2 separate regions of the Homo sapiens genome follow, and region 2 is linked to region 1. A link is a loop called in an ENCODE intact Hi-C map of the cell type or tissue named here. Cell type or tissue: heart right ventricle. All regions are shown on one strand. Links, peaks and the distances in the headings refer to the core of each region. The heading gives the core; the rest is flanking DNA.

Region 1 (12,030 bases), core at 1,756-9,755:
CAGTTTCCTCTACCAAAGACTCTTCACTTGCCCACAGTTCTTATCCATTTCAGGTCTGCTCTTGCTCTGCCCCTGAGGCCCCTGGGATGCAGGTTGACTGATGGCGCAGCTTTCTCTGGAATATCACCATGCTGGTAGTCGTTGTGGAGGAGGCAGAGGGGGCAGGCAGATCACGTGCTGGTGCTGGCTCTTGGAGCCCCAGTCTGAGAGTGGCAGGCCACATGTCCCCTTCTACATCCTTAACTGAAGCAGGACACATCCAGACAGAGCTTCATTAGAGCAGGACCATGTTTGTGAGCCACAGTGATCTAATCTGATTTAGAGCAACAATTCACCATGTCTTCTCTGCCTCCACGCCATTCCCTTGAGCCACGCACTAGTCTCAGATAACCACTTTCGGTTTCAGTTGTCTCACCTTCTAAGGGAATAAAAATATGTTTGCCACAGGGGCCTTGTGGCCATTTGCATTTAAGGTGTCGGGCACGTAGTAAGCACGCAATGATATTAGTTATTACTATCATTTCTCACTGTGTACAGTAATTCCTAATGGGGGTGGGTTGGATAGAAAAGGGAAAGAGCAGATTGCTAATTGTTATCCTAAAGGTTTGGGGGTTTTAGGTGAAACCAAAGCACTTCCCTCCATCACCACCCCAACACACACAGACACACATGGGCTCACACACATGCAGGACTTGAGGTTCTACAGAGGGATTCTTTGGGAAGCGTGGCACTCCTGCATCCATCCTAGTTCCAATGGATTACTCTGGATACTCAGGGTTACTCTGGGCCCCAGATACCCCTTGAAAGCTCAGGCTGCCCATCAGGGGGCCCATAGTCTGGTGGCACTGGAGCAATCGGATCCCAATGGCACAACATGGCTTTCACTTGGTTCTGCAGTATTTCCTTGACTGTGCAAAGAAAACACGCAAAAGACATTTTGTTGCATAGTCCCACGGAAGCCCTGCTTTGCAGTCAGGAGAGGAAACCTCTCTCTTTCTCTTCCTGCTAGTACCCATACACTCACTTTTCTTTTGGTGAGAGCCTACCTCGGTTTTTTTCTAGGGGCCCCCTCCTCCCGCTCCCCAGCTCCAGCGTCAGGCCATGGCTGAGTTAAATCATGTATCACCCTGTGGCGTGGCTTCAGTGAGCAAGACCCTCCTGAGGCAGTGAGGCTGGGCGGCTATTTGCTGGGCCTTCTGGGAAACCAGAAACGTGCTCTTCCTTTGGAGAAGCTACCGGGAGGGAATTCCTTTCTCCTCGGAAAGGGATGCTGAGCTGCCACTGCCATCACATCAGGCCTCTCGACCTCAGCTCTACTGACATTTGGACTGGGCCATTCTTTCTTCTGACATTTGGACTGGGCCACTCTTCGTCACAGCAGCTGTCCTGTGCACTGCTGGATGTTGAGCAGCACGTCTGCCTCTAGCCACTGGATGCCAGTAGCGCCCCCTCCTCAGTTGGGACAACCAAAAATGCTCCAAACGTTGCCACATGTTCCCTGGGGAGGGGGAGCGAGGATGCCAAATAGGCCCAAGTTGAGAACAACTGCTTTCCCTTAAAGTCAGTTCCAGTAGACTTGTCTGTCACTTGCAGCATATAGAAACCTGTGACAGACAAAGAGGAATGACATCCTTTAATCGTCTCCTAGAAATATTTTTAAGTGGGGTACGCTAAACTCAAATTCCACCAGTGAGTCTCATGCGGACCTTGTGTATGCTGGGTTTTTAAGCATTTATTTTAAATTAATTAAACATTTGCTTTATTTTATTTTATTTATTTTTGAGACAGAGTCTCACTCTGGAGTCTCACTCCAGGCTGGCATGCAGTGGTGTAATCTCACCTCACTGCAACGTCCGCCTCCTGGGTTCAAGCAATTCTCAGGCATACAGCACAACTCCAAGCTAATTTTTTGTATTTTTAGTAGAGACGGGGTTTCACTGTGTTGGTCAGGCTGTTCTCAAACTCCTGAGCTCAAGTGATCTGCCCACTTTGGCCTCCCAAAGTGCTGGGATTACAGGTGTGAGCCACCGCACCCGGCCAACTTTTATTTTGATGGTTCTAAAAGCAAGAAAAAGTTCTAGTTTGGAAGACCTCCTTTGAAATACTGACTTGGATTAAGTATCAAATATGGTTGGAAAAAGAGACACCAAGTTTTAAAAGGTTATTCTACAAACATATGTTTATAATTAGGACACAGATTTCAAGGAAATAGTAGATCCTTACAGAAGAAAGAGCAAGACTAAGAAATGACCAAAGTCACTATGTATTCTGTTTTCTTAGAAATGACCAAGGTCATTATTTTCTGCTCTCTTAACAAAGAAATTAGGTCACTTGTAGAACAAGGCTAAGAAAAAAATCAGTCCCGGCCATGAGTGGGGACTGCATCTTTGCATCATACCATTACGAACAGCTGGCCATTGGATTCAGGTGCCTCTCGAGGAGGATGAGACCTTGGACCTAAGCCATTCTCTTCCACTAAAGGCAGTACCCAAAGAGGGGCTTCGCTGAGGACTGTCAGCTACCAACACTGTGGCAGCTGGAGGCACGAGCACCAGGTTCCAAGAGGGTCCCAGCAGCACAGCACAGCAAGACTTGATTAACATGCTGAACACTAAATACAAAGTTTGCATCCCTCAATTATCAGCTTCAGGAGGACATGCACCTTGCCTTTCTTATTTATCCCAGCATCCTTAAGCACCTGGAACAAAGCCTGGCTCATGGTATTTATTGGTCAGTAAAATTTGTTGATTAGTTAGCACTGAGATAAGCAGTGCTGATGCATTGATTACAGCGAGTCAGTTTCCATTCAGGGCTCTGAGTTGAGTTGAAATTTTTCTCAACTAAATTGCATAGATTTATTATTTCTTATGAGCATCATGACATTTTACAAATGTAGCTGGAAAGTCCATTTTAAATGACATGGAGTCAACCCCTCAGTTGCAGAGGTATCTCAACTCGGGTAAGAGAGTGCCCCGGAGGGAGATGAGTAGCAAGCCTCAGTAATGGGATGAGGCAGGAAACGCAACCATCCCCGAGTGCTCCCCACGATGAGAGAAGGGTCCTCTTGGCACCTAGAACAGCCTTCGGCCAGGTCAGCTGGGTGAGGGAGACACACACTGAGATGGCTGGGGTTCCTCTGTGGAAAAGCAGGGGGCAGGGGGCATTTTGGACAGCTCTTTGGAAAGCTGTAAAATAAAATGCAGTTCAGAACACATGGTGTTTGATCAAACAGAGCCTCCACTCAAGCGCCAAGACTCAGCAGAGGCACTCAGAACTGCATATTGTAAGCCAGAGTGTGTGTTCATAGGAATAATTTAAATATTAGGGAACTTAGTTCTTTGTTTGTAAAACAATTTCTAAATGTGTGTGCTGTCTCATTCTACTTGGGAAAAGAGCCAAGTTACCAATACAGGAGTGTGTGGGATGTGTGCATGTGTGTGTGTGTGTGTTCGTCATGCATGTGTGCCATGTGTATGTGTGGGCATGAGTGCTGGCACACAGCACATTCCACAGGATAGTTATTTCTCAAAGCAGGAGCCAATACTTTTCTCTTTTTAAAAAATGTTTTTCTTAGTTTAAGTATATACTCTTCATAGAATAACTGTCCTTTACAATTACAAACCAAGATCTGGGCCACTAATTCCATTCCTTTTCCTTCCCTCCTTCCTCTTCCCTTCCTTCTTTCCTTCCTTCCTTCCTCTTTCTTCCCTTCCTTCCTTTCTCTCTTCTCTTCCACTTTCTCCCTTTCTCTCTCTCTCCCTTCCTTCCTTCTCTCTCTCTCTCTTTCTTTCTTTCCTGATGGAGTCTTGCTCTGTCACCCAGGGTGGAGTGCACTGGCACGATCTTGGCTCACAGCAACCTCTGCCTCCTGCCTCCCAGGCTCAAGCAATCCTCTCACCTTAGCCTCCCAAGTACCTGGGAATACAGGTATACACCACCAAGCCTGGCTAATTTTTTAAATTTTTTTCATAGAGACAAGCTCTCACCATATTGCTAAGCTGGTCTCAAACTCCTGGGCTCAAGTGATCCTCCCGCCTCGGCCTCCAAAAGTGCTGGGATTACAGGCATAAACCACTGCACCTAGCCTAATTTCTTTTTAATTCAACAGATTATTATTTTTCGAATGAGTTGCTTTTTAAAAAAATTTTCCAAAGAGGAGAGGTCGTCATCAGTATGTTATATTCATCAGCTAGCAGGACACAAGTATTGGGCTTTGCCAATACAGTGTGGTGGTTATCAGACTTTGTTTTATAATTTTTAACTTAATTTTATGTTTGAATAGTTAGTAGTTGGAGATGATACACAATTTAAAAGTGTATGTCAAAAAAAATTGAATTTCTCTCCTTCTCTCCTTACCCCTAGCTACCTAGTTTCTTCTAAAGTGGCCCTCCGGCACTTGTTGCTACCGGCCTTTTCTTTCTTTTTTTATACAAATGGGAACTTACATTGCTGCACTGTTCTGCACCTTGCATTTCACCCCAATACACCTTGGAGAACACTCCATATCAATATAGTTTCCTTATTTTTGTTCAGAGCTGCAAAGTTTTCACATTTTAGGTATTTCCAATAATTGGCTATTATAATTAATAACTGTGGATGTGCTGTTTGCACACGTGCAAGTACAGCTGCATAATAAAATCATTGAAGCAGAATTTCTGGATAGAAGTGTTTAGAGTTTTGATGGGTAAGAACAAATTGCTCTCTATAGGGATTGTAATTAATTTACATTCCTTCTAGCAATGTATGAGACTTCCTGTTTTTTTAACTTTTTCTTTAACAAAGTCTGTCAATTTTTTAAATCTTTGTCAATCTGGTAGGTGGAAATGGTATTTCTGAGGGAGCTGTCAGGGAGCGGGGGGCAGGGGGGAGTGGTAATAGATAAAACAAGATTGCCCATGAGTTGATCAATGTTGACGCTGAGTGATGGGTGCAGGCAGGGAGGTTCACTGCCCTATTCTATTTTAGTACAGGTTTGAAGTTTTCCAAAGTAAAGGTGTAGTAAAATAGCCACTTATTTGTATGTGCTTTTCTGGGTCCCGTCTATTCATAGTCTTTTCCCATTTTTCTGTTATGTTGTTAAAGCTTTTCTACTGGTTTATAAGGAATAATTTAAATATTAGGGAAATTAGCCCTTTGTGAAACAATTTCTAAATATTTTTCATACTTCATCCGTTAACTTTTGAACTCTCAGAATGGTTTTTATATATTTGAATTTAATAATTTTTATTTTATGAATTCTGAGTTTTGTAACATAATTAGAGAGATGTTTCCTATTCCAATCTTTTTAAAGTTCTTCTATGCTCTCTTAAAGTGTTTTCATGGTTTCTTTCTAGGTTTTTTGTTTGTTTACACTCAAAGCTTTGGTCGATCTACAGTTTACATGGTGCTAATATTTAAGACTGAATCCAATTTTATTCAGATGTTTGTCCTATTGTCCCAGCATTATTTATTATATGACCCATCTATTCTTCCTTGATTTCATTTCCCTTTTATCATATAATGAATCTTTGGAGGTATTAGGGCCAGTGTATCCCACAGTCTGTCTGAGATAGCTAAAATCCATGACCTCTCTGTCATCTGATTGCAGTGGCTAGTACCACCAAAACAATGCTAAATATTATTGTAATGTTTTGGGTTTTGTTTTTTGTTTTTGTTTTGTTTTTGTTTTTGTTTTGTTTTGTTTGAGATGGTGTCTCACTCTCACCCAGGCTGGAGTGCAGTGGCATGATTTCAGCTCATTGCAACCTCTGCCTCCTGGGTTCAAGCAATTCTCCTGCCTCAGCCTCCCAAGTAGCTGAGATTACAGGCGCCTGCCACCATGCTCGGCTAATTTTTGCATTTTTAGTAGAGACAGGGTTTCACCATGTTGGCCAGGCTGGTCTCGAAGTCCTGACCTCAGGTGATCCACCCACCATGGCCTCCCAAAGTGCTGGGATTACAGGCATGAGCCACCACACCCAGCCCCTGCTTCTAACTTTGATGGAATACTTTGTATTTCCCCATTATGCATGATGCTTGAGACTAAAATAGGTATCTTTTATTTTAAGGAAGTATCCAACTATTGCTAATTTCTGAAACAACCCCCAAATATCAGTGATTTAAAGGTTGTTGTTGTTTTAATCACTCAATCAGAGCCCAACATGGGTCACAGGGGAATGTGAGGACTTTCTTCCATGCGATCCTTCAGGGACCCATGTTCCTTCCATTTCCTGGCACTACTATTCCGAGAGCATCAGAGGCCTTCCCGGATTCTCTGCATCTGAATGGCAGAAAAGCTTAGAGAATATGCAGGGAATTGTATGGGAGATGTTCTATGGGCCAGGCCTAGAAATGGCCACTCACTTCTTTTCACATTTCTCCTACCTGCAAGAGAAGCTGAACAATGTTGCCTATCTTGGTATCCAGGAAGGAAAAGATACAGTTTGATGACTGCATTACTCTGTCCATTATTCCTATTATTTATTTCCCACCTATTTGCATGTTCATTTTATGTGCATGAATATGGAGTTTACTGTGTTAGTCAGGACTAGCTAGGTTATGCTGCAGTCATAGACAACCTGAATGGCTCAGCTTATTCCTTACTAATGATCCATAGGCTCAATGTAGAGGATCAGCTCTGCTCATCCTAGTCACTCGGGAACCCAGATTGACCATCTGATACCTGCTTCCACGATAGCCATGACAGATAAGGAAATGTCTAGAAAGGCAGAAACCACATTTCAGTGACTGAAGCAAGTCACACAGCCATGACTAACTACCAGGCAGGGCAGGAGGAGCATGTGCAATTCTCCCATGTGTTTGGACACAGAAGTAAACCAGATATAACTTAGCTGTGGAAATACCTACCCTACATAGTGCGATAAAACTATAAATCTGTGTTCTAAAGCCTATCTCACATCTAATCTATGATTGTTTTTATATCCATAGACATATATTAATGTAGTAGGAAAACACTGAAGTGCACCTCACCCCAAGAATAGGATAAGGAGTTGAAAAGATTGTTTATAACCTTTTACACCTTGGTCTACTCAGGGTTCCATATCAATACCCCCAGCCACTAAACTCAACAGAGCCTGTCTAGAAAGAGCAGATCTGCATTTGTTTATTATAAAACTGATAAATCGATCCTTAAATCTGACTAAAGCATTTCACAATTCTCCATTCCAAGGACTAAAACTTACTGCAGCTGAAGTTTTCATTTCAGTTGGAATCTGTCAAATACCATAGAGAGGCCAAAACTAAATTCTGTTAGCAAAGGTCAAGATTTGTGGAAATTAAATAAAAAAAAAAATCTTATCAGCAGTTACAGTTTCAATAGCCTTCTCCCTCAAATGTTAGAAACGAAGTGCCCCTTTTTTCTTTATGGACTACTAGGTACAAAGTATTACAAGAAAATATACATATTCTAGGGAAATCAATCAGTCAAGAAATGAATTAAGTTCCTACTATGCACGCCAGCTCTTGGAATGTGGGTAATTTGTTTTTCCATTCCAGTCGTTATTTGGGTTTCTAACCAGAACTTTACTGGATGTGGATGGATGAGAAAAGGTCAGGATGAAATCTGAGCTAAGAGTGCAATTTGGGATGGATTCTCTTCCAAGGTGTGTCACAAAGTAAGCATGGTGGGTATATCATAGAATAATTATCACCTGTCAATCAATATCCCTCTCCGAGTTTTGCTTCTTCAGAAGTATTTGGAAGCAGAGACCCTACCCTTGCCAGATTCTTGAGCAAATCACCCGGAATAAGCTGCTCTTTGTAAACCCTACTGTTAGAGAGAAAGAGAGAGGTGGGTGGGGAGGGCTTTGGGGACGTTCCTTTGATGTCTGGGACTCCATTTGCTCCCCTCTGCCTTCTTCTGACCTCCATAAGGTTAACCTGTGTCCACACACGTTGTACCATTCCTTATTTGCCCCTCAGCTAGCGTCTACTGAGAACTACTATGTACCAGATCCTGTGCCAAGTCATGGTGATACAAAGTAAAACCAAACGTGGATCCTCCTTTTGAGACAGTCACCACCCAGTAAGGAAATGGACATGTTGGTGAGCTTGGCATGGAGACACTGCTCCTGCCGCTTGCTGCGCTGTGCAAGCTGTTTCATTCACGTTAGGTTTCAGATTAAATCAGTACTGGCTTAAGCCTCCACCTGCAGATTGGCAGGAATTCCAGGATCCCAAACTTGCACTTTCTTGTCCTCCTGGATCATCTAGGAGTCCTGGAAGTCTCCACCACAGTCTTCTTCCAAGCCCTGTTTTCTCCCAGGCTGCTGCTTCTATTTTGCTAACTTGGTTTACACTGCCAGCCAGTACTGCGAATCACCTGTCAGCATTGCTCATCCAGGCTGCAGCCAGAGGGTCTTTCAAAAGAGAAATGCTCAGCAGGGACCTTTTCCTCTCTGTCCTCAATCGGTATAGGTCCCTGTCACTCCGCCTCCCAGGGCTGAGGCTCTGAAGACTCAGTCCTTCCAGATTCTTCCGGCAGAGCCTTCATGGAATCCACAATGACCAACCCCCTTTCCAGACCCAGAGATTCTCAGTGGCATGACTGCTTTCCTTCTCAATCCCAGAAATACAAAGGCTGTATTTCTTCTCTTTTCCAGGCCCTGTTGCTATGACGAACATAGGTCTTTCAACTACCTGGCAAGCAGGAGGTCCTCATCCCAGATGTTCCAGTGGCTCATTCTGTGGTCTTGAATCAGGGCCACCGCTTATAGTTGTAAAAGCTACACATTGCGCAACTTCAAGAGTGGGACTGTTGGGTCAGAAGACAGATGCACACTTGAGTTCACAAAGAAACGGATGGTTTTCCAGAATAACTGTACCAGTTGCACTCCCATTAGCAACACCCTGTCTCTCCATATCCTTGTCAAGGCTTGAGTCATTCATCCTTCTAACTGTTTCCATCTCATGGGGATGAAGTCGTTTCCATTACTACACTTTCTAGAGCTGGATTATTGGTGACACTGGGCTTTGGTCATTTATAATCTTAGCCATGAACTGTTATGGTCTGAAGGTTTGAGTCCCCCTCAAATTCATATGTTGAAATCCTAACACCCAATGTGATTTTAGGAGGCAGCGCCTTTGGGAAATGATTAGTCATGAGGGTGGAGCCCTTGCGATGGAATTAGTGCCCTTATAAGAAGAGACAGCAGAGTGCTTGCAACCTTTGTCTCTCTCTGCCATGTGAGGATACAGACAGCTGTCTAGCTGTCTGTAAACCAAGACGAGAGCCCTCACCGAAGCCCAACCATGCTGGCACCCTGACCTCAGACTTCCAGCCTCCAGAACCATGAGAAATACTTTGTTGTTAATGAACAACTCAGTCTATGGTAATTTGTTACAGCAGCTCAGACTGACTAAGGCAAGGACCTGTACCTTAGCGAACAATTTGGAAATAAATATGCTTAATCTAGATGGTATATATTAAGGGTAACCAATAATAAGTAACTTGCTCCCTCTGAAAATGTTAGTTTTCTTGAAGCACACTAAATACATCACCTTCTTGGGCCTGCACAGCCATGGTGTCCAGCACTTTCCAAAGCACGTTTCCCCCGTGGGCAAACAAGGTGCATCTCAAGACAGGCCCTGCGGAGGGATGGGACAGTAGGTAGCACAGCAGAATTCAGCATCAGTCTCATTAGACCAATTATTTATATTATCCATACTACAAACCTTTTCCTATCCTACACTCAGTATTAACAAACACTTCTGAAATGCCAGGCATGGAACTATGTGCAGGGGGTAGGGCAGACGACAGAGGGCCCTCGTGGAATTCACCTTCTGAAAGTGAAACAAACAGCTTTAGATGCAGTAATGTTACTGGAAGTGCCTGAGTGCAGAGTATCAGCACCTTCATTCATTTCCCTGGCATCCACAGACAGAGATATTCCGACCGACACACAGGCCCTGCCTTGGGGCAGGTTAGTGGGGATGGTGTCTTCATGCACAGGAAGCAGCCAAGCCACGGGAAGCTGAGATGGTGACAGAGTAGAGCTGCCCAGCTGGGCCCAGCAGAAGCCAGGTCCCTGAGGACACAGTGGCACTCACTCCTTGTTCTGGGCCTTCTTGCCCCTGCCCTCCTTCCAAGCACACAGCTCATCAGAGGTGACCACACTGGAGACTTCAGGCTCTCCCCAGTGAGCAGGAAGAGGTGCCTGCCCTGTGCTCTTGTGCTGGCCTGAGGCCCCTCTCCTTGGCTTGTAGAGGTCATCTTCTCCCTCTGTCTTCATGTGGTCTTCCCTCTATGTGTGTCTGTGTCCTCATCTCCTCTTCTGATATGGACACCAGTCATACTGGAACAAGGAACACCTTAATGACCTCATTTTAATCTGATTACCTCTGTAAAGACCCTGTCTCCAAATATGATCACATATGAGTTTAGGGAGAACACAATTTAGCCCATAACAGGGAGACACCACATGCCCACTAAAATGTCCTCCTCAAATCAAAGGAGACTGACAAATGAAGGTGTGCAGCAGGTAATAAGATATCATCCCAGCCAACAGCAAACTGGGAAAGCAGCTTATTTAGGTTTTATCTACTTTTCTTTCCCTATGTCTTCCTCTGTTAAGAGCAGGGAGGTGGGAGCTCAATGGTAGCTGAGGAGCAGCTGCAGCCATGAAGCAGGATAGCCCAAACCACTGTGTTATTCTCCGGCAAAGCAACTTTTACCGAAAAGCATAACTTCTATTGAAAAATTCTGCCATGTTCAATGGCTCATGCCTGTAATCCCAACACTTTGGGAATGGCATTTTTTAAGTACCAGGTGTGAGTATCAGTGGCATGACCACTTGTCTTCTCAATCCTAGAAATATGAAGGCTGAGACTTATATGGCATTTTTAAAGCAACTATTAACTATATAAACACCGTATTCAACACTATCAAGAAATATCAAGAGTACGTGAGCTAAATCTTCACATTTTATTTTCAACTTAACAGTACAATTTGTTAGTATGACTTGGAAACCAAAAAGAAAACAATATAAATGCATGCATTTAACTCCTACAACTCAACAACAAAAACAAAATTTAATTCAAAAATGGAATAGACTAGAATAGACATTTCTCTGAAAATATACACATGGCCAATAAGCACATGAAAAGACGTTCAACAACATTAGTCATTAGGGAAGTGCATATCAGTGAAATATCACCTCACAGCCACTAGGATGGCTCTTAGCAAAATAGGTGAGAATGAGGGTGAATAACAAGTGTGGGCAAGGATGTAGAGAAACTGGAACCCTTACGCATTGCTGGTAGGAATGTAAAATTTTGCAGCTGTTGTGGAAGACAGTTTGGTAGTTCCTCAAAAGGTTAAACATAGCACCACAATACGATCCAGCATTCCACTTCTGTGTATAAGCCCAAAATAATTGAAAGTAGGGACCCAAACACGTACTTGTACATCCATGCTCATAGCAGCATTCGTCACAACAGAAAAAAGGCAGAAGCAGCACAATGTTCATCAACAGGGGAATGGATCAGCAGAATATGGTGCATACACTGGAATACCCACTCAGCCATAAATAGAAATGATATTCTGACACACGCCGCAACAAGGATGAACTGCAAAAACATTATGCTAAGAGAATAGCCACACACAAAGGACAAATATTGTATGATCCCACTTTGTGAGCTACCTAAAATGGTCAAAAGCATAGAGAGAGAAAGCAGAATAGGGGTGTCCAGGGCCTGGGGGCAGGGAGAATGGGGAGTTGGTGTTTAATGGGTACAGAGTTTTGGTTTGGGAAGATGAGAAGTTCTGGAGATGGATGGTGGCGATAGCTGCACAACATTGTAAGTGCAGAAATGTCACTGAACTGTGCACTTAAAAATGATGAAGATGAGCCGGGCACAGTGGCTCATGCCTGTAATCCCAGCACTTTGGGAGGCCGAGGTGGGCAAATCACCAGAGGTCAGGAGTTCGAGACCAACCTGGCCAACATGGTGAAACGCCATCTCTACTAAAAATACAAAAAATTAGCTGAGCATGGTGGTGCACACCTGTAATCCCAGCTACTCAGGAGGCTG
Region 2 (12,030 bases), core at 1,336-9,335, 280 kb before region 1:
CACCAGTTTCTCCACATCTTTGCCAACACTTCTTATGGTCAGCCTTCTAAATTTTAGCCATTCTAATAGATTTGTAGTGGTAAATCATTATTTTATTTTGCGTTTCCTAATGACTGTTTAATTTGAGTATCTTTCCATTTGCTTAAGTTCCACCTGCCTATCTTCTCTGATAAAGTGCCTGATAAGATTTTTTGTCCTCTTTTATTGAGTGGTTTCCTCTCTTATTATTGAGTTCTGAGAGTTCTTAATATTTTGGCTATAGATCCTTCATAAGATATACAATGTGTGAATATTTTATATCAATCTGTGGCTTTCTTTTAATTTTCTTAATAGTATCTTTTAAGTAGGAAAACTTAATTTAATTTTATTATTTATTATTTATTTATTTATTTAGAGATGGAATCTTGCTTTGTCACCCAGGCTGGAGTGCAGTGGTGTGATCTCGGCTCACTGCAGCCTCTGCCTCCTGGGTTCAAGCGATTCTCATGCCTCAGCCTCCCGAGTAGCTGGGATTACAGGTGCCCGCCACCATACCCGGCTAATTTTTGTATTTTTAGTAGAGATGAAGTTTCAACCATGCTGTCCAGGCTGGTCTTGAACTCCTGACCTCAAGTGATCCACCCACCTCTGCCTCCCAAAGTGCTAGGTTTACGTGAGTTAGCCACTGCAACCAGCTGGCAAAAGTTAATTTTAAAGTCAAATTTATCAACTTGTTCCTTTATGACTTGTGCTTTCAGTGCCATAGCTAAGAAGTCTGCCTAACCCCAAATCCTAAAGATTTTATCCTATGGTTTTTGCTGTTTCATTATTTTAAACTTTATATTTAGGTTTATAACACATTTTGAGTTAAATTTTGCACATGGTGAAAAATATAGATAGAAGTCATTTACTTATTTACTTTTTTTTTTTTTTACCTATGGCTATCCATTGTTCCAACAGTATTTCCAGAGAGAAAATCTTTTCTGCTTTGTGCTAACTTTATGCCTCTCTCTAAAACCAGTTAGAAAAGACCATATGTGTGGTCTGGACTCTCTATTCTGCTCCATAAATCTACTTGTCTGCCTAGATGCTAGGACTGCTCTGTCTTGATTACTGGAATTTTATAAGAAATCTTGAAATCATATATTGTTTGTCCTATAACGTTGTTCTTTTTCAAATTGTTTTAGCTATTTCAGGTTCTTAACATTTCCATATAAATTTTTGAACCAGTCTGTTAGTTTTTACAAAGAACATCTGCTTAGAGTTTAATTGAGATTGCATTAAGCCTACAAATTAACTTGGGGAGAACTGAGACCTTGAAAATACTGAGTCATCTGACAGATGAACACAGTGTATTTATACATTTAATTAGATCTTCTTTAAGTTCTCTCACCAGTGTTTTACAGTTTTCGGTGTGCTAATCTTTCATTCTTGCTGTCAGATTTTATCACTAAGTATTTCATATTTGTTAGTGCTACAGTAAATGTATCTTTAAAACTTTAGTTTCTGATTTTTTTTTTGCTATTTAAGAAATACTTGATTTTGTATGTTGATCTTGCAATGTTATGTCTTGCAATGTTATATCTTGCAATGTTGCTGAGCCCAATAATTCTCACATTTTTGTATATTTTATTAAATTTTCTGCATAGAAATCATGTCACTTATGAATAAGAACAATTTTACTTTTTTCCAATCTGAATGCCTTTTATTTCTTTTCTTCTCTTATTATGGTGGCCAGAGCCTCTAGTACAATGTTGAATAGAAGTAGTGAGAGCAAATAACCTCATCTCTTTCCTGATCTTACAGAAAAGCTTTCACTCCTTCAATATTACACATAATGTTGGCTGAAAGTTTCTTATAGATGGTCTTTATCAGGCTACAGAAGTTTCCTTCTATTCCTGGTTTTCTGAGAGTTTTCATCAGTGCTGTGCAATGGATTTTGTCAAGTACTTTTAAAAATCTATTTAGATGATCATATGGCTTTTCTTTTTTAGATTGTTAATATGGTGAATTACATCTATTGATTTTTAAATATTAAACCAATCTTGCATCCCGGGAATAAACTCAACTTGGTCATGGTTTATCTCCTTTTATGTGTTCTCAGAATCAACTTGGTAAAATTACATTAAGAATTTTCATATCTATGTTTGTGAAAGATATTATACCATAGTTTTGTTGTCTTTTGGCTTCAGGGCAGTGCTGACCTGACAGAAAAAATTAGGCAGCATTTCCTCTCTTCAGTTTTCTGGAAGAGTGTATGTAGAATTGATATTATTTAGTGAAGCCATCTTGTCTAGAGTTTTCTTTGTGGGAAGGTTTTTAAACTACAAATTTAATTTAATTTTTTTAATAGATACAGAATTATTCTGGTTATCCATTTATATTTGAGTGAATCTGGTAGTTACTGTCCTTTAAGGAACTTAACTGATTTTTACCTAGGTTTATTGACATAAAGTTGTTCATAATATTTTCTATGATCCTTTTCACATCTGTAGAATCTATGATGATGCCACCTCTCTCACTTCTAATTTGTGACTTACCTCTTCTTTCCTGATTAATCTGACTTGAAGTTTAATCATTTTACTGATCTTCTCAAAGAAGTAGATTTTGCATCATTGGTTTTATGTATTAATTTTCTATTTCATTGAATTATGTTCTTTATTGTTTTCTTTCTTTAGGTTCAGTTTGCTGTATTTTTTCTAGTTTCTTAAGGAGGAAGCTTAGATTACTGATTTGAACTATTTTTTCTTTTCTCATATAGTCATTTAACATTAATAATTTCCTCAAATCCTGTTATAGCATTAACCCCAAAGTAGTCTGTGCTACAGTTGGGGAGCGACCCAGCTTACAATATAAAACAAAATACCAGCACTCTCCCAATAGCAGTGCCTATGGGATCCACTCCAGGGCATCTCCTTGGAAGCAAAACTGCATTAACTCCTTCATGGCCATGCTCCTTTGGAAACAATCCATGGCAGAGTACTGTTGCTGAGTTTCATGCTGTCATGTACCGTATTAAAATAAAGTCCTAATGTGCTGCCCAAAGAGGCAGGCTGGCCCCCAAGACAAACAAATCAAGGATAGTTTCAAGCACTGGTGCTTATGTTTGTAAAAAATCATCTGGTATACCATGGGTTCATAGTTATCATCATTAATTGAACAGACACTTTGTGTCTGACAGTGTGCTGAGAGGTTCACCCTCACTATTTAATTTAAACTTTATAACAAACTTTGCAAAATGGTATGTCCTGCTGTAATACCAACTTTCTAGATAAGGAAACAGTCTTTTACAGCTAAGTGTTACAGCTAAGTTTATTCAGTGAGAAAGCAGCCAAGTTGAGATTTACCCTAAGAACTTTCTAACCCAAAAGCCATTCCATTTCTCTCCTCCAATGTCTGTTCACAGGCATACCTGCAGCCTGTGGGCGCTGACCTGGTGAGAATGCCATCGAAACTGTGGGGCACAGGAAAGACCGTGTGAAAGAGATCATTTGAGAAATTTTGAAAATCTCTCTATTGTGAAAAATGCCTCTGCTTAGAGGTTACTGGAAAGTTGCTCCTCTGACCCATGTCACTGCAGCAATGGTAGCTGTGGTCACAAAAGCAGCCAGCACCAAAGTGGCGCTTATGGCATCAGACAATCTCCTTATGTCTATGCTCCCTGCTATTATTTTCTATTCTCTGTAAACTCACATACACCTACACCCATGCACACCTATACACACCCACACACTACACACACTCACATCTAAGCCCACCCATCCACTACACACACACACTCACATCTAAGCCCACCCATCCACTAAACACACACCCACGTGCACCTACACTCACCCACCCACTACACACACATGTGCACATGTACACCCACCCACCCACTACACACACACCCACACACACCTACGCCCACCCTCCCACTACACATGCACATCCACTCACACCTATGCCCACCCATCCACTACACACACACCCACGTGCATCTACACTCACCCACCCACTACACACACACATGAACACATACACCCACCCACCACACACACATCCACTCACACCTATGCCCACCCATCCACTACACACACACATACACCCACCCACTATACAGACACACACACACATGCACACACACAGTGTTTCACTCTCAGAGAAAATGTAAATAAAGGTTAAGCTAAATAATCATGAGTTCATAGGTAAAATACTGGAATCCAGTAAAGTTGGCTTAAAGATGGAAAATTGTTTAAACACACACACACACACTCACAACCTGCCACTGCCTTGCACCTGTCATGAAAGGCCACCATTCCAAGTGGAAGGCAAGGAAGCACATTTGAGCTAACATAATATCCCAGCTTTTTCCCAGGCTAGGTCAATGTCTACCAGATAATTACTCATTGTAGACGTGTCTGTGAGCTTGACTTTATCTATCATTTATGTTTGAAAATCAATCTGTTCATTCAAAAATGAAAGTGTTTCATTCCTTTTTTACTTTTCCTTCCAGTCTGAAATGTTGTCCATATTGTCAGCTATTCTGGAGCTGTTTAAATTAGTGCAGGTTTTTTATTGAGTGTCAAATACACTCTGGGGATAGGCTGGCCTCACAGTTACCCAACGTGCTCAGCCAGGTCCTGGGAATTTGTGAGACAGGGAAACACCATTGTTAATAAAAGGTTTTCGTTATTAAGAGCTTATCTGAGATCCCTCCTCTTGCCTCTGATTTGCCCTCTGTGAGCTGGCTGGGGGGTTTTGTTCTCCTCCTTTGGGAAGGCAAGAGTTTTGTTCCAGGATGTGAGCTTTTCAGAGAGTTAGAGACATTTACTCAAACCTCCAGCTGGAATGACCTTTATAGAGCAGGCAGGGCACTGTCAGCTGATATTTCAAAAATGGCAGAAACCTGCTGATTCTTGCCTGTCTCCAAAGAAAAATTCAAAAAGCAGAGTGTCCCCAGGCCATTTGGCAAGTGTTTGGTCACCCCAGGAGCTCTTATTACACACATGCATACCGTGCACACCTACCCCAGGAATAAGGCTGAAGTATCAGATTGTCTCAAATACACCTTGTCTTCCACTTAGATCCAGGGCCTTCATTGCAGGTGCAAGGCAGAAGGGCAGGAAGTGTGCCCCCAGCTTGCCTGGCGGGAACTGGATATGATTAAAGTTAAACCATTAAACCTCCACATGTGTGTTTGTGCAATGGCGTGGTCCGAGTCTCAGGATGACAGGCACGTGGCAACAATCTCATATCTCTGTTTCTTCCAGGGTTGAGGAGACCTACACCACCAAGGTCCAAGAGAATCAGAGGCCAATGGCAACCTAGGCATGGCTGAAAGCTCACCCCCCTTCCTCCGAGCAGTGCTGAGGGGCACCCAAAGCATCTCCCAGAATGAACTGTCCATTCCACCCCTCCCTTTCCAGAGATGTTGGGTTTGCATCTCTTTTAGCAGAAAGGTTGTCACCCCCAGCCACCCTCCTTTGGACCTTGGTGCTGCAGCTGGTGCCACACCACTTCACCAACCTGGTTTCCGTGCCCCCCACATGTGTGCGTCAGGGGTCTCTCTTCAGCCCCAGGACTTTCTCCTAAGCCTCAGATAGTAGCTTTGTCCGGGCACACACAGCCCTGGAATGGGGACCCTCAACCAAGGGGAGCCGGAAGTCAGTGGGAACTACCTAGCTTTCTGCCCTTGGGAGAGAGAACTATGAGGCGTATTCTTTCCAGTTCCTCAGAAACCCTCCAGCAGAGCTGAGCCGCGTTGCCCACTGCAGTAGCCAGCCCGATAACATAGTCCATGTTGACTTTCTTCCCTTTTGGTCTTCTGTTTCCCACTGCTTCCTGCGATTACTTTCCATGGAAGCTACCTGCATTCACACGTGTGTTTCAGGCTTTGCTTTCAAAATAACTCAAAACAGATACCACCCCAATGTCCTTGAGGTTGGGCCTATGTACATGTGAACAAAATGACCAGTTGGCCAGGTCGCTTCTGCTAATTCTCCACCACTCGATGAAGTGGAAGAGAAGGTCAGTCAGTGGTTATTTGAATACACAATGGGCCCAGTTATTTGAATGAATGGTGGTCTTGTATTTATTTTTAATGCAATGGGAGGATGAATGTTGCTTCCTCTGAGTGGTTTTCCTCCCTGCATGTGTCCCATTGGACTTGAGATCTGCTTCGGGAATCTCTGATTCAGGACCTCCCCTTTCACTCGGCTTCCACCATGTCTGTCTGTGAGGCTCCAGCCATCCAAGTCAGTGGCCAGAGCTCTCTGAGAACAGTAAGGGGTGTCTAACACCTCTCTACCACCAGCCTCTCTTCCTTGAGCACTGACCCAAAGGGCAGCTTCAGTCCTGCAGCTGCTGGTTCTTCTGCTGGAAACAGAAGGCTGTCACACTACTGTTGCTCCCCTGGCCAGTGGAAGACACAGCCACCCCCTTAGAAAGCACAGAAGTGGTAGAGCCATGCCAACGTGATCCTTAAACTCAACCAAGTGCCCCAGAAGTAGGTAACACCAGCCATGAGTGGAAGTCAGCAAATACGGTCTGCCCAAAGATAATACCATAATGATAGTATTAAAATGGATGTTGCGTGAGGGACAATTCATTTAAATGTTTTTCTGGCTTTATTGAGGCATTATTTACATATAATAAAATTCAGGCATTTGAAATACACACACGGTACAGTTAACACACACTGTAGTGCCCGGTATGGTGAGTTTTGGTTATTTTATAGAGCAGCCATCACCACAATCAAGATCTGGAACATTTTCATCACCCTAGAAATTTCCTTGAGTCCCTGTGTAGCCGATCCCCTCTCCTGGCCCCAGCCCCTGGCAACTGTTAAGGACCTTTATGCCACTATAGCTTTGCCTTTTCTAGACTTTCATATAAATGGAATCAAGTGATATGTAATGCTGTGTGTTTGACTCCTTCACTGAGCAGAATGGTTTTGAGCTCCATTCATCTGTGGCTTGTGTTAATGCTGTGTTCCTTTCTATTGCTCAGTAGTTTCATTGTATAGATATCCCAGACTTTATTTATTTAGCAGCTGATGGGCCCCTGGGTTCTTTCCAGTTCTTGCTTATTTGAATCATGCTGCCATGAACGTTCGCATTTGAGTCTTTGCATAAACTTAGCAGTCATTTCTCTTGGGTAAATACCCAGATGTGAATTTCTGGGTCATGGTTAAGTACATATGGCCACACAGTTTTCCAAAGTGGTTGTGCCAATTTGCCATGAGTATAGAAGAGTTCCTGTTGCCCCTCCTCCTCATTAACACATGATATACTCAATTTTTTAACTTTAGCCATTCTAGTAGGGGTATAGCGCTATCTCAGTGTGGCTTAATGTTGAGTACCTTTTCATGCACTTACTGTTCAGCTAACATTGTTGTTAAGCAATATCCTGAAATATTCTTTTTTTTATTTTTTTGAGACAAGTCTTGCTCTGTCACCCAGGATGGAGTGCTGTGGCATGATCCTGGCTCCCTGCAGCCTTGACTTGGGATCAAGCAATCCGCTCACCTCAGCCTCCCTAGCAGCTGGGTCTAGAGGCATGCACCACCACACCTGACTAATTTGTGTATTTTTTGTAGAGACGAGGCCATTTCATGTTGCCCAGGCTGGTCTTGAACTCCTGGGCTCAAGCCATCCGCTGGCCTCAGCCTCCCAAAGTGCTGAGATTACAGATATGAGCCACCATGCCCAGCCCTGAAATATTCTTAAGGGATGCACCGACCCTAAGGCCGATGTTATTCCCCTCAATTTGCAGATAAGATCTGAGGCACAGAGTGGCTGCACAATTGCCTTGCATTCCTTTTGGCAGAACTGGGGCTGAAGCTTCCTAGACTGGGCCACATGTTCTCCACTGCTGGGAACAACTGTTCTTAAAGGGCCTTGCAGACATATTAGTAACCTCAAATGGTGACAGACTGGCTGCACATTTTGACATTAATATGTTGTCATAGTTTGACATAAATAGAACTATTCAATATTACTACTTTTTTTCTTTTAAGCTGTGGAGCCTCTAACCATTCCTACCAGACTTAATAAATGGCACTGCCACGTGCTTAATTAGTAAGTGTTGAGAGTTACTTTGCTGTGAAGTATTCCCCTCCACTATCTTGGCCCATGTAGCATTTATAGGAAGGAAGCTTTCCATTTGTCCTCCCTTATCCTGGGAGCACACGGAAAAGGTCCAGGTCACTCAATCCTCCCTCCCCTCTTGGTTGATGGCCAAAATGCTTTCTGCCCTGGTAGAGTTGATCCTTTAACTAGAAACTGTAAGCCCAGTGCGAGTAAATGCCTAACATTGCAAACAGAGATGCTAAAAAGGGAACCTTTGTGACACACGCATCCTGCAGGATGTAGGGACGAGTGAATGGAAGAGAATGGGGTGGGGTGAGGAGTGAGTTCTACCTGCAGGAATGAAATGAAAGACCTGAAGCTGCTGGGCTTCCCAGCCAGCCACTAGGAAACACACTGGAGCCAGAGGTAGGTGAATATTTCTAATCTCCTAGAAAAGGCAATTAGGAGTGTGGGAACCACGGGAAAAGAAATTTCCATCTTTTTTGACTCTCTGTTCTCTCCCACACTTGTCATTCCTACCACCTTGTCTATTTCCTTGTTTTTTTTTTTTTAAGTTCTCTGAAATGAAAAAGTCTTATAGACTTGTTTTTAGGAGAAGTTATAGGAGATGAGCCCTGGGATATAGCTAATTTAGGGGGAAGAGCAGATGGTTTTAAAAAGGCAAAAAGGAAACTAACCTTCTGAGACTTGAAGAAAAGAGGCGATTTATACCACGGTGATTAGGAGAGCAGCCTGCTGTCCTAGTCATGTTTGTGCGTGCGTGTGTGTGTGTGTGTGTGCCTGTCTGTGTGTGTGCATGCATGTGTGCATGGTGTACATGTGGATGCGTGCGTGCACCCTTGTGTGTATGAGTGCAAGCATGTGTGGGGACGTGGGTCTACATCTGTGTGTTTGTGCGTGTGTGTGGTGTGTGCATGTGTATTGATGAGTGTGGAGAGGAGGGGTCATGTGTGAACATTCCAGAAAACATATCACTTTGGTTCTCAGTGGTGATTTACTCTTTGGGGTGAATTAACTACATTCATACATGGAGAGCAGTACTTAACGAGGATGGAGGAGGAAAGTTCATGGGCACTGAGTGTTGAGGAGGAAACCAGATGGCCGGAAAGGCTTCAGAAGACTCTCCTCTCGGTTTTGGCTTTCAGGTCTTTGTGGTTATATTCTGTGCTTTTACTTTAGAACTGCCTAAAATATCACGACTCTCTCAGAAATCCACTAGTCACTGCCCAAAGTCAAAGAATCTTTGCTCCATTATTTTCTTTTAAAATGTTCGTTGCTTTTGTTCCCTATCTGCATGGTTACATTTACCCTGGAGCTCCGTGTACTATGGCCTGCTAGGCGGCTGTCTCCACCCAGTACAACTTGAGAATCCACTAGGGAGCTTTTGCACACCCACCCCAAGGGTTGGGACCTGATGACCAGTCTGGGGTGCACCCTGGGCATGGCTGGGCATGGAACTTTGAAAATCTGCCCAGGGGATTCTCAGAGATAGCCGTGGTTGAGGGGACCACTGGCTAAGAGAAAGGATGAAAGCAAATGCAGGCGTTGATTCCTGAAACCTGGGGAATGCCTGCAGTGAGGGGGAAAAGGGTAACTTGGATTTCCTACTAAGTCTCTTTACTCCTTTGTCGTGCAGGTATTTGGATGCCCCACTGTCCCAAGACTATGGGATTATCTTCCTCCCACTGTCATTCATATTTACACCTCTGTGGATGGGTGAAGCATTAATACAGACTTTCAGTGAACTGAACTGAGCAGTTAAAAACAAAGCCGGATGAATGACAAGATGTGAAAAGAAGCAATCCCTTCAGATTCTTTTATCTTGCTTGCTTTAAATGTTCAAACACCCAAACAGGCTGATAAATTAAGATTTCATGGAAAGCTGTGCGTAGCTTTCAGCCACAGCAATAGTCCGAGGTTCTAGTTCTCTGGTGCCAATAATAAAATCATTTCAAATGCAAATAAAAAGTCAGTGTTGAAAATGACCAGTTTAGAAAAATTGTGCTATAGTTACCAGCTCTCATACAAACAGTGCCTGAGAAAGTCAGATCGCAGTCTATAAACAGGCTATATTTAGATGACTTCCAATCCCAGTGTGTTCCCAGACCTGGTCAGAGCTAGGCAGCTTCCCACTTGGTCATTTTTGTCCAACAGGGTCTTGTCCCCTTGTAATCTGTGAATCCTCCCTTTTCCCAGGCTCCCAGGGAGACCGTCGTGTGGTTGCCCATCCTGCAGAGCCCCACCCAAGCAGGACGGCTGCCAGCCCCTGGGCAGTGCTGGACCTCGGGCTGTGAGTTCAGCTGAGCTGCGTGATCCAGATGAGCTGCAGATTGTCCACAGGCTGCCACCCAGACGCTGGGTCACAGGGGCTCCCCCTGTGCTTTATTGAGACTGGTCAGCCCTCCGCCACTCCTAAGAAAGAAGATCCTTGACAGGTCCTCGACTTCTTCTCCATCACTGGGCCATGGTGTGTCCAGATTTTGGAAAGAGAGAAAAGAGAAAAAAAAAAGTCCATCCACCATCTCAAACGTGTCTGCACCTCGCTTGCAGGTGGACAAAAAGCTCCTGTGAGGTTTCCGTTTTTGGCATGTCATCTCTCTAGAGACATGGTCCCTCTAAATGAGGAGGTGATCTGGACCCCTGCTGGACCGAGGCAGCTCCCCACTTTGCCGAGGCCTAAACAAACCCAAACAGGACATGCAAGATCAACAAATGCCAACCAGCCACACAGCTGAAGCAGAAACGCAGAAAGCTGTGCACCAGGAAGAAGCGTGACCTTCAAGAATCTGCCCTCGCGTATACAAGCGACATTGGTCCTGCCTGACATGACAAACACACAACCCCCCACACACAAACACACAAACACACACACATGCACACAGACATATACACACACACAGAGACGGACATACAACCGTGGTATAAAAACACACACACACCCAGGCTGCCCCTGAGGCTGCGGGGTTCTGCGGCTGCCAGGAAGCCCCTCTGGGAAGAGAGCAGCCCATGGCCATACAGGCAGGCCAGCCCTCGAAGTCACAGTGGGACGATCTCAGGGGAGACTCATCCACACATCACCTAGGCAGGACTGAGACAGGGATCCCGCAGTGCATCACTGGGGCTCTGATTGACGTTTGTTCATCCTGGTCGGCCCTCTGCGACTCCTAAGATCCCAGGACCATCCCGGCGACACCCTGGAAAAAACAGGCCACAGCAGCACGACACTGAGGCACTGCCACAGAAGGCTCCTGCTGTGCTGATCCTCAGGAACTCACCCTCAGGCAGCGGAAGCAGGCGCTGTGACCAGGCTCTCTAGCAGGTGGAGTGAGTGTGTGTCTCCGAGGAGGTATAGAGCCATTCCAAGACTGACGACCCCCTCACCAATAAAGTGAAGGAAAGGCCAAGCACACCTGAGGACCCCAAGAGGGCCACACTGGGGTCCAAGCCACCTTCAGGGATGCCTGCCAGAAGACCCAAGACGTTCCTGTGATGTGCCAGCCACTCCCACCCCTATGCTGGTGACAGCACACACACCCTCAGCTGCAGCAGGCCAACCCTCAGTCCACTTGGCTCAGTGAAATCCGTGGCAGTCAGAAGACTTAGTGCTGGGAGGCAGTCCCACCCGGGAGCAGAGGGGCTGGATATCCCTCAAGAGTGGCGAAGGCACTGTAGATGCCAGGAAACTCCACCTTTCTTAGAAGGCAAAGGCCAGCCACGCTTGGCTACCGCTCATCCTATAGGGTCATGCCGCCGTCTGCTTGAACCCTGGAGACCAAGGGAATGTCTGTGTGGGCGACAGGTATGGAAACCCAGAGCTCCAGGATCCTCCCACCTGCCCAACCATGCAGAGAGAGGTTTGGAGAAGGAAAAAAAGATCCCGGATGAACTGGGAAATGTGGCTGGTTGAAGACTCTGAGCCAGATCAAGAAAAATTGAGGCCCAGCAGGAACATGGAAGACAGAAAAAGGGTGAGGGCAGT

Evidence for each region. Peaks named below come from ENCODE experiments on the same cell type or tissue, not always from the same donor. Only the 100,000 strongest peaks of a DNase experiment are listed, where the experiment ranks them.
Region 2: a loop joins it to region 1, with 2.2 times the contacts of the local background. A loop is called at or near these places in 42 of 110 quality-filtered maps.

What each region holds. Positions count from the first base shown.
Region 1 is chr6:2,358,099-2,370,128 of GRCh38, reverse strand. All of the region lies in intron 4 of GMDS-DT (GMDS divergent transcript), which reads right to left. Among named protein-coding and RNA genes, the nearest start is that of GMDS-DT, 120 kb to the right of the region's middle. In heart right ventricle, for the core only: no CTCF peak of the experiment used is centred there; no DNase peak of the experiment used is centred there.
Region 2 is chr6:2,638,385-2,650,414 of GRCh38, reverse strand. It overlaps LINC02521 (long intergenic non-protein coding RNA 2521), which reads right to left. Exons shown (of 3, transcript NR_149119.1): 3 at 9,856-10,727. Among named protein-coding and RNA genes, the nearest start is that of LINC01600, 9.8 kb to the right of the region's middle. RefSeq lists an enhancer at 10,483-10,998. In heart right ventricle, for the core only: no CTCF peak of the experiment used is centred there; no DNase peak of the experiment used is centred there; H3K27me3 peaks cover 1,709 bases.